Linked DNA regions of Homo sapiens: regions 2 and 3 are each linked to region 1. A link is a contact called in ENCODE Hi-C or POLR2A ChIA-PET data. All regions are on one chromosome and are shown on one strand. Each heading gives the region's core, a stretch centred on a gene start or an enhancer-like site at or near the end of the contact. The rest is flanking DNA. Distances are from core to core; before and after follow the strand shown.

Evidence for each region. A loop is a pair of places that touch in the nucleus more often than their neighbours do. ChIA-PET counts read pairs that join two places held with the same protein, here RNA polymerase II (POLR2A). Pooled maps may share reads with other maps.
Region 2: a loop to region 1 is called in a map of B cell, with 19 times the contacts of the local background. The contact joins the promoter of ARL6IP6 here to the promoter of KIF5C in region 1. A Hi-C loop is called at or near these places in 6 of 168 maps with a recorded cell type or tissue (B cell, CD4-positive, alpha-beta memory T cell, CD8-positive, alpha-beta T cell and 1 more) and 9 of 50 pooled maps.
Region 3: a loop to region 1 is called in a map of naive thymus-derived CD4-positive, alpha-beta T cell, with 7 times the contacts of the local background. The contact joins the promoter of QTMAN here to the promoter of KIF5C in region 1. A Hi-C loop is called at or near these places in 1 of 168 maps with a recorded cell type or tissue (naive thymus-derived CD4-positive, alpha-beta T cell) and 4 of 50 pooled maps. POLR2A ChIA-PET finds 5 or more read pairs at or near these places in 1 of 52 experiments (activated T-cell).

The regions. Positions count from the first base shown.
Region 1 is chr2:148,873,468-148,876,689 of GRCh38, forward strand. KIF5C (kinesin family member 5C) reads left to right here and starts at 1,760. Exons shown (of 26, transcript NM_004522.3): 1 at 1,760-2,276. The coding sequence starts at 2,151. It overlaps KIF5C-AS1 (KIF5C antisense RNA 1), which reads right to left. Exons shown (of 4, transcript XR_001739733.2): 4 at 1-2,728. RefSeq lists a silencer at 1,584-2,053 and enhancers at 2,426-3,004, 3,005-3,222.
Region 2 is chr2:152,717,313-152,720,206 of GRCh38, forward strand. It overlaps ARL6IP6 (ARF like GTPase 6 interacting protein 6), which reads left to right and starts at 1,308. Exons shown (of 4, transcript NM_152522.7): 1 at 1,308-1,712. The coding sequence starts at 1,313. PRPF40A (pre-mRNA processing factor 40A) reads right to left here and starts at 149. Exons shown (of 26, transcript NM_001365597.4): 1 at 1-149. The coding sequence starts at 127. RefSeq lists enhancers at 1-148, 697-1,402, 869-938, 959-1,048, 1,279-1,478 and 2 more and a silencer at 549-648.
Region 3 is chr2:144,331,147-144,334,252 of GRCh38, forward strand. It overlaps QTMAN (queuosine-tRNA mannosyltransferase), which reads right to left and starts at 1,366. Exons shown (of 12, transcript NM_001376312.2): 1 at 1,293-1,366. RefSeq lists a silencer at 1,041-1,640 and an enhancer at 1,422-1,999.

The DNA of each region.
Region 1 (3,222 bases), core at 510-3,009:
CGTGAGCCACGGCGCCCGGCCTGTTACCTATCTTTTGGTGTCCCTTTTCAATTGTTTTGAATCCTACTTAGCCCATTTCCTATATTAAGCCTTCTCAGACAACACTGAGAACTTCATCCTCTGTACTCCCACTAGTTTCTAAGCTGCCTGAGGGCGATGACTTATTTTGCAACCTCCCTTCAAATGAGAGGCCCTACGTTATCTCCCTTGAAAAGGGTTCACTTAATAAATCTAAGTTTACAGAGTGACAGCAAATGCCATTTGCTCAGTTAATAGCTGATGAATGAACAGATGAACGAATGAATGATGACTGAACACAGTGACACACAGATACGTCTCTGTCCACTTGAGATAATCCTGACCTCCTCAGATAAACCAGTGTATGCAAGGTTCTGGGCATCTTCTGGTGGGCTCAGGGAAACTGAGAATTGGATTGTCCTCTCTAGTATATTATGAAGTTGATCATTTAAGATGATGGGTCTCTGAGCCAGAGCCTGAGAATTACTTAATTTAAAAACAGATGAGAAGGTGGCACCTGGGTCTTTTTAATCTACTTCCACTGCACATGAGGAGATGAAATAGAACTGGTACTACTTACAAGGGTTTATAAAAGTTGATTTTAGTAGGTCTGTCCTCTCAGCTAGGCAGAGAACACTTGTATTTTCAGGTATTACCCGAATTTAAGCAACAGATGTGTTCCTAAAATTAACTAACTTATTTGTTTTATGATCATTTGTTCAGCACCCAATAACATCTAACTTTCAAGAGCTTATCCTATATACATGTCAGGCACCGTGCTAGGTGCTTTAAAAGCATCTGTCTTTTAATTCCCCCAGAAATCACAAGATGATATTATTCCAATGACAGAGATGAGGAAACTGAGTCTTAAGGAAATTAAGACTTCTTAATTTCCTCCGCTCTTAATTTCCTCCGCCTGTTGGTCATACATCTAATAAGTGGCTGAGGTGGGATTCACACTCATGCATTGCTTCTTCCTAGGGTAGAATCCTTATTCAGTATGCTGCCCACTATGTGCTAGATGCTACAGACACAAAGATATCAAGCAGATATCACCACCCAAGTGCAGTGCTAGAGACAGGCACAGCAGATTAGGGGAACATCAAGGAGGGCCACCAACTCTTTATAGGTGTTTAGTGAGCTGGGAAAGTCTGAGGAAGGAGGGTTGAGCTAGGTCTTAGAGGAAAAGGAAGTTCTGGAAAAATAGAGTGGACACTCAGTTGTTCTGCCAGCCCGGCACCATGTCTGGGAATACCATCCCTCTTCTTTTGGGAACCTTCCCACCAAGGGATTCCTCCATAATCTTACAAAATCCCTGATTCTGGTTGATTGGTTTAGCACTAGATGCCAACCTAAACCAAGGCCAATCAAACCCAAACTCTGAACAGACATCCATCCTTATCTAGTGGTAGAAGTTGAAGGATGAAACCCAGGGGCTATTGGGAGCTGTTTCCCAAGTGATTTTCTTTTGGGATCAGGATGATCCAGACCCAGTTATCTAGAGATTTTAACCGGAAATATTGGATATGACCTCCATCCGGTTCCGGCTTGGGCAGCCAGACCGGACTTGCAGGCTCTTGGAGGTCGCATCCTGTCCTTCCCCCGGCAGGTAGAGTGACTACAAGTCCCGGGATGCGCAGCGCTCGGAGTCGGGCGGGGGCCGGGCGGACCTCTACGGTGACGTCACCGTCCCGGGGCGGGCCAGGGGAGGGCGGGGCGGAGGGGCGGGTCTCAAGGCGGCAGAGCGCGCTGGTGCTGATGCAGGATGGCTGAGCGCGCAGGAGCCCGGGAGGTCTGAGCCGGGCGAGGCTCGCTCCCTGCGCATCGCCTCCTCCGCCCGCCGCGTGGTCGCGGGCAGGTGGGCCGGGGGGCGCTGGGCAGGGGCGGGGCAGGGCCAGGGCAGGCCGGTCTGCAGCCGGAGGGGCCGGAGCGGAGAAGCTGCCCACCTTCCCGGGCTCGGAGCGGCCGGGGCTGCTCAGCCGGCCGGGCTCGCGATGACCTGCTGAGAAGCGTCGTCGGAGGCTGCAGGAGGCGGCCTAGCTGTGGGCGGTGCAGCTCGCGGCCTCCTCCCTCGTCGTTCCCGGCCCCGGCCCCCCACCCATCCCCGTGCCCCCTCCCTACCGCCGGCCGAGATGGCGGATCCAGCCGAATGCAGCATCAAAGTGATGTGCCGGTTCCGGCCCCTCAACGAAGCGGAGATCCTCCGCGGGGACAAATTCATCCCCAAATTTAAAGGCGATGAGACCGTGGTGATCGGGGTAAGTGGCTGGGGCGTCTGCCTTCCCTGCTGCTCCGCGCCGCAGCTGGGCGCCCCGACGCCCCAGACGCAGCGGAGGTGTTTAGGCCGCCCCCTCGGACATTCCCGCGGGGCTGGCCTCTCGGGTGGACCTGACCAGAGACCCCTCGCCCCGCGCACTATGGTTCCCTCCCGGGCGGGTGGAGAGGCGGCCGGGAGCGGCGGGCCGGGCGGGGGTGGCGGGGGTGGGGATGGGGGGCGAAGACGGGCTCGGCGCCGCCATTGTTCGCCGGGTGGGGGCCCGGGTGGGCCCATTGTTCCCCACGCTCGCCTCGCCGCGTGGGTAGTGTGTTCGGGTGACCCTCAAGCCGGGTGCCCAGGCCCCCTTTAAAGTGTGAGCTCTGCAACCCGCAAATGCTTCTGGGCATCAATCAATTCGATTTACCAAACGCCTTGCCTCTTCTTCTCACGACCCTAGCAAAAAAGAAAGAAAAAGGGGTACAGGAAAATTTCTAGTCGCGTCTCGGAGCTCCCGCGGCAGTGTAGACGCGGCTCCCCGCGGTGTTACACCTGGCTCCGCGCGCGGAAGGCGGAGGGTTGGGGGAGTACTGGTGGCCTCGGTGTCCCCTGGAGGCCTGGTGTGTCTCCCGCTTCCTCTCACGCCTGGCTGCCCTGGATGTGGAGTCCCGGCTTGATCCCTCCCCTCTGGGATGACCTCCCTCCCATGTCTGCAGACCCTCTGATGCGCCTCACGCTGGGTGGAGAGGAGGCTGTGTCCACATCTGTGGGGCGAGGGGGCTCAGAGCGCAGTAGCCCCCTGTGCCAAGAGCAGAAGTTACTTCGTGCGGCTCGGACCCCCCTCCCTCTCTATCTCCCTTCCCCACCTTTTCTCCCCCACCCCCTCCCCCTACTTAGCTCCCTCTCTGCAGCTGGGGCTGCTGGTAGGGGGAGGGAACACCAATGGATTG
Region 2 (2,894 bases), core at 58-2,557, 3.8 Mb after region 1:
CCCCAGGACCCTGCGAGGGAGGATGGCTCTCCATTTCACTCACCATGAGGCCTCCACGCTCAGCTCCCGTCCCCGGCCTCATCGTCGGGCTCAGACTGCTCCGCCGGCGGCCACTGCCGCTACACATACCAACAAGAAGCGATCTGAGTGGCTGGCGCCCACTGGGGCTAAAGGTTAAAGGCTGCCCTGCGCTACGGGGCGGGATCAGCGGGGCCAACAGGCTGACGGGCTTCCCCGCTGTCCAATCAGAATGCGCCGCCGACACGCAGCTCTGCGGCGATTCGCCCCCAGCCTCAGCCTCACTCGGCGTCGCCTGCATGGGGGGGGGGGAGGAGGAGGACGGAGGAAGTTTCTGCGCCGAGTCCTCCGTCGGGAAAACTCTACCAACTTCCCCAGGGGAAGGGAAGACAACAGTGTCCCAGCTTCCCGAGCTTAGACCGCCTCACCCCGTAGGGGGTGGGGCAGTGGGGGTCTGCCACCTTCACCCTCCCCGCCCGAGTTACGTACGCCCCACAAACCTGAGGCCGCCAGGGGTAGGGTGGAGGGGGCGGGGGTAAGCAGCCTGTAGTGTTAGCGGTGGCTGGGACCGAATGCGCGCGCGCGGTGCTCGAGGCGGAGGGGAGGAGGCGGGGAAGGCGAAAGGAGGGGTTCGGAGGAGAGGGTTCGATCTCCGTACGCACCAGGTGGAGAGCGCGCGCCTGGGGAAGGAGGCGTGTCGAGTAGCGGGAGGGAAGTTGTAGTACGGGTGGGGAGAACCACACTAAAGGGAGATGGGGGTGAGCAGTTAAGGAACCGCGAGAGCGCCAGGTAGAGAGGTGCCCTTAATGGGGGAACCTGGAGAAGAGTGTGAGCGTAGTGGGGAAGAAGGGAGAAGACAAATAGGTTCGGGAATGTGTCTCCGAGGGCGCGAGCGGGCGCTAGGACCCGGCGTCGAAAAGATGAGGCTTTGGGGCTGTCGGGGCGCGCGCTCCCGTTGGTGACGCGGGGGTGGCGGAGGTCTCCGGCCGGGACGAAGCCCCGCAGGGAGTGGATACTCGACAGCCTTCGGCCTCCGCTCGCTTCTCCCTGCGCGCTTTCCTGCTCCCCTTTCCGGCTACAGCCCTGGGGTCGAGCTCTGGTCGAAGCGCATTCCGCCTCTCCTTTGGCCCTGCGGCTTCCTTTGCAACCCGCCGCCCACCCTTGCTCTCCGTGGTTTACCCCTGGGCTCTGAGGCCTGGTGGTAGCGGCCACTGCCGCGGATTGGCTGTTGCGGACCCGGGGCGGGGCAGGTGGGAGAGGCTCGTTCTCCGCGGGTTTCGTTGTGTTTCGCGCCATGTCGTTTGCTGAGAGCGGGTGGCGGTCGGCTCTGCGGCGCCGCGGTCCCGGCACCCCGGGCCCTGTGGCTCGGCCATCGTATTCCTCCTTTACTCAGGGGGACAGCTGGGGTGAAGGCGAAGTCGACGAGGAGGAGGGATGCGACCAAGTGGCCCGCGACCTGCGGGCGGAGTTCTCGGCTGGGGCGTGGTCAGAGCCCAGAAAGCGCTCGGTGCTCCCGCCGGACGGGAACGGGTCGCCCGTTCTGCCCGATAAGCGCAATGGTATCTTTCCCGCGGCCGCGGGCAGCAGAGCCCAGCCTCGGCGGTGGCCGGTCCAGGTCCTCTCTATTCTCTGCTCGCTGCTCTTCGCCATTCTTCTCGCCTTCCTCCTCGCCATCGCCTACTTGATCGTTAAAGGTATTGAAGCCGACGCCTTGAAAGTCTGTCCAGAGTAAAGTTGAGCCAGGGTGTGGCTCTCGTCTCCACCCATCTCCCTTTCCCTCGCGCTAAGCCCTCAGGCTGGCAGCTGCTTTCACCCAGAGTCCTCATTTGCATCTTACTTTGCTCTCCCGCCCTTTGCCTTTTCTAAGTGGAGCGTCCTGATCCATGATCAGGAGACGTATTTTTAAAAAGGATCGTTTGATTAAATGGGTACTCTTGAAGAAATATCTTCAAGTCCTTGAACACTGGGGATGAAATATTGTGAAGATTAAACAAAATGCGAAACACCCACCATTAAAAGGAGACAGTGAAAAGTGCATATAATTAAAATAGGCCATGTTCAATGGCCTTCATCCACAAATAAAGATGTGCTGTCCACCAATTCCTCTACACAGAATCTTGAGGGACAAAGATTTTCATCGCATAGTCCAAATTTCTTCTTTTATAGGTAAAATAATTAGCCTCTCAGTTTTTAAGTTTGTATCCAGGTGTAGTGCACGGAGTTCTGTTGCAGAAAGTATAGTCCACTCGTCCTCTAATAATTTTGTTTTTCTGTCTGAAGTTGAAATATTGGCCGGTTGAAGTTTATTGCAAGGCATACGGTTGTATAATTTAGTTGGCTAGTGTATATTATAGTGGAAAGAAGCAGAGTTAAGTTTAAATTTCCATTCTCACTAGTTTGTGACCTTTGCCAAGTTACTGAAAAAAAAAAAAAAAAAAAAAAAACAAAAGAACTTTGTTGTATGAAAAGCACCCAAAACATTGTCACTGAAGTGTTATTTTTGTACTTCATTAAATATAATTAAATCTATTTAACTCCAGTTTTTATTTGTCCTCATTGCTTCCCAGCGTTTAGTGGGCTACAGATGGCATGGCATCTAAAACCTTACAATGCTTGATTTTCATACAGAAGACACTTTGGCCAGTTGATGTGGGTTTTACCTCTTCATAAAATGGTAAACTGAATGTGCATAAAATGCAAGCTGTCAGTCTTAAATGATTGGCTGCCAATGTTTCATTTATCATTCCCCTCCCCACTTTTTTGCCCTTTTTTGCAATTCTGATAGTTTTGTCTCCTAGGTGGTTTATTTCTGTTTTGCTCGGAGACATTGCCTTTGTATCATAAAGTCACAAAACCATGATAAGTGGAATTCCATT
Region 3 (3,106 bases), core at 116-2,615, 4.5 Mb before region 1:
CAGGACCCTAAGGAAAATGTATACCAAAAGGGAGTGGGAGCCGAGAAGAATCTAATCCAAGTCAGACCTGGAACGCACTAATTAAAATTCAATATTTCACTTGGTATGTGGGTTCCTACATGAAACTCCTGTCATGGTTAAAGCTTAAGGTTAAACACGTTAATAGAAGCCAATAGAATGGCTCTATTGAATTGTACTGAACTTCTTTTTCAGCAGCTCCTTTACCTAACCACTATTTTAAGCTTTAAAATCAACTTCAGGGGTAGGCACCAAATAACCAAGTGAGCCACGGCAGCCGGGGCTGCAAACTGAAATCCATCTCGTATGGAAAATCATCATCAACTCACGTTTTCCATTTCAAACTGCGATACAGGTGGAAGAAAAGCTGTAAAAGCCTTCTCTTTGAAACTCCCATCACACGGCCTCAAGGCATTAACTTAAGAATCTCAAGATAACCTAAAGCAGCACAGTTGTCAGAAGACTCTAAAAGTTGTATGTGCGAGAGAAGGCAAAAAAACTACTTCGGGACTAAAGGTTAAATTTCGCTGCTGCATTCCCAAGACTTAAATTCAGAGAATCTTTCCACCTGGACAGAATGGGATTGTCTGGATCCCGATGAAAATGGGAAGTTATGTGCTTAATCCTCAGACGAGGGATTCCGGGGTGGGGGGCACAGTGAGGGTCTTCACACTCGGCTGGCAGAGAGGAGTGGGGCGCTGGGGAGGTCTGGTAACTGAGGGCGACTAGGAGCCAGAAGCGAAGCTTTCCGTCAGGAAGGCCTGGGGCTCGCACTGCAAGGGGCCAAGCGCCGGGCAGCCTGGTGGTCGGCGAAGCACCCCAGCCAACTCAGGCCAACCCGGACGCCCGGCCTCCCTTCTCCCGCGCGAGGGCGACGTGCCCCCACCCGTCCTCTCAGCCTGCGCGAGGAAGAAGCGGAGCGCCGGGCCGCAGAAAACCAGCACGCACGACATGTAGGCACCAAAAAAACGCAATTCGAACACGACCAGTTTGCAGAAGGCACAAAATGCCACGGCGTGACGCCCCATTCCGAGCGCGGTGCGGACGGCGGCGCAGGGAGCGCAGCGCGTGCGCCCGGGAAGCGCGCGGCTCTCAGCTCCGCCTCCCCCACACCCCCCGCCCCCGGCTCCCCGCGCCGCAGCCGCCGCTGCTGCCCCTCTGGGATCTCCGCGCAGCGCGGCCCCGCGAGGCGGGCGCCGGGGAGGGGAGGGGAGGGGCCGCGCTCCCCGCCTCCCCGCTGGCCCGCGCGGCTCCCCAGCCCGGAGCCTACTCACCTCCTCCTCCTCCTCCTCCTTGTCTCTCCCTCCTGGCCACCGGCGCGGCCCAGCCGGCGACGCGCTGACGCCGTGCCCCTCCCCCGCGGCCGCCGCGGATGCCGCCGCCCCTCCCGGCCCGCGGCCGCCTCGGCCTCCGGGCGCGTCAGGCGCTGGTCCCGCCCCTCGGCCCGCCCGCGCAATCGAGGCTCCGCCTCTCTGCGCCGCCCGGACTCCGCTGGCGCGAGGTCCCTGAGTCAGCGGCGCTCCCGCCCGCGCGAATCGCTCCGCCCCAGCCCGCGGGCTCGGCTCCTCGCACCTGCCCACTGTCCCCCGGCCTCGCACTGCTCCCCACCTCCCTGTGCGCCCTTTCCCATCTCGTCAGCACCCTGTCCGCCCTTTCAGCTTTTTCGTACTCTTTCCCCAACCTCCTAGTCCTGTTCTAAGCTCGCATAGTCACCTTCTCTTTCCTTCTGGAAGGTCTGTGCTGTTCATTAGGTCGACCTCGGATTCCCCGTGCAGTTTTCCAGCCGGCCCGTTGCATCTCCTTTCCTGGTCCACTCCCCGGCCTACTAGAGCCTCAGGGCCCCTGTGCGGGTTCCTGGCTCCCTTGCCGACACCTCTACCTGCTCTGCAGCCCGGAGCTCCTCCACAGCTGCTTTGCCAATGCCTCTTAATATCCCTCCTTCTGGACCTCCTCGATTCCCTCCTGGCAAGGCTCATGCTTTCCTTTATCTCCATTTTTCCCGTCCTTTCGGTTCTGACTACTCCACACACTTCTGATGCAGTTTGAGTATTCAATAATTGCATATTCGCGGTCCCATTTACACGAGGAGAGTCACATTGAGTAATTAAAAATCACAAAGCAAAGCGACAGCAGTGGAGACCATCATTTGACTTGCATAGTTCCATCTATATTTTCCTTATGCAATAATATTCTCATTGCCACTTGAATTTCAAGGAATGGGATTTTCTGTTGGGGCTTAAAATTCACAAATGTTGGATGTTTTTTCGCTGCGACCTAATTTCACTTTAGCTCTTTTATTTATAGAATACATAGTAGAAAGAGTACCAGGAAGTCCCAGGTGTTCTTGACTGTAAAGTGAGGAATGTGTCCCTTCGTTAAATTCCTTTATGAAGTAAAGGATCCTTTCTAAAGTAAAGGTTTTTGTATCTGGAAGGAGGTTGTAGGTTAAATGACTCTGGTGAAGGCAAAACATGCAAATATAACTGGATGTCTGGTTTATTAAGTAACTTCATTTTTAAAACTGCAACTCGGAAGAGTTAGGCTGTGATGTGGAAATGAATTAGGAAACATACCAAAATAAAGGAAATCGATTAGGTCTTTGTACTTATATCCACAAGTTGCTTTAAGTTATGTGAGTAAACATTCTTATCCTTAAATTGAAGCGTCGAAACTATCTTCCGTTCCAAACAAAATCCAGCTCTGTGTGGACATTCAAAGTTTAAAACCATTGTTGAATTGAACAACAGCATTGTAAGCATTTGAAAGCCTAATAAACCATCTGTCCATCCACTTTCACACAAATTGAGAAACAGAAAAGAGTAAATGCCAAAACCTGAAAGTGAGTGTTCTGACTACACATGAAACTAGTAAATCCTATTACACAGAATAAAATACAAAATGCTTCTCCACTTACGATGGGGTTACTTCCCAATAAACACAATGTAGGTTAAAAATATTGTAAGCCAAAATTGCATTTAATGCTAGCAACACAGCAGATGGTCCTCGACTTCCAATATTTTCAACTTTAGGATGGTATGAAATGTATGTGCATTCAGTAGAAACCATAACCCCATCATAAGTCATAAGA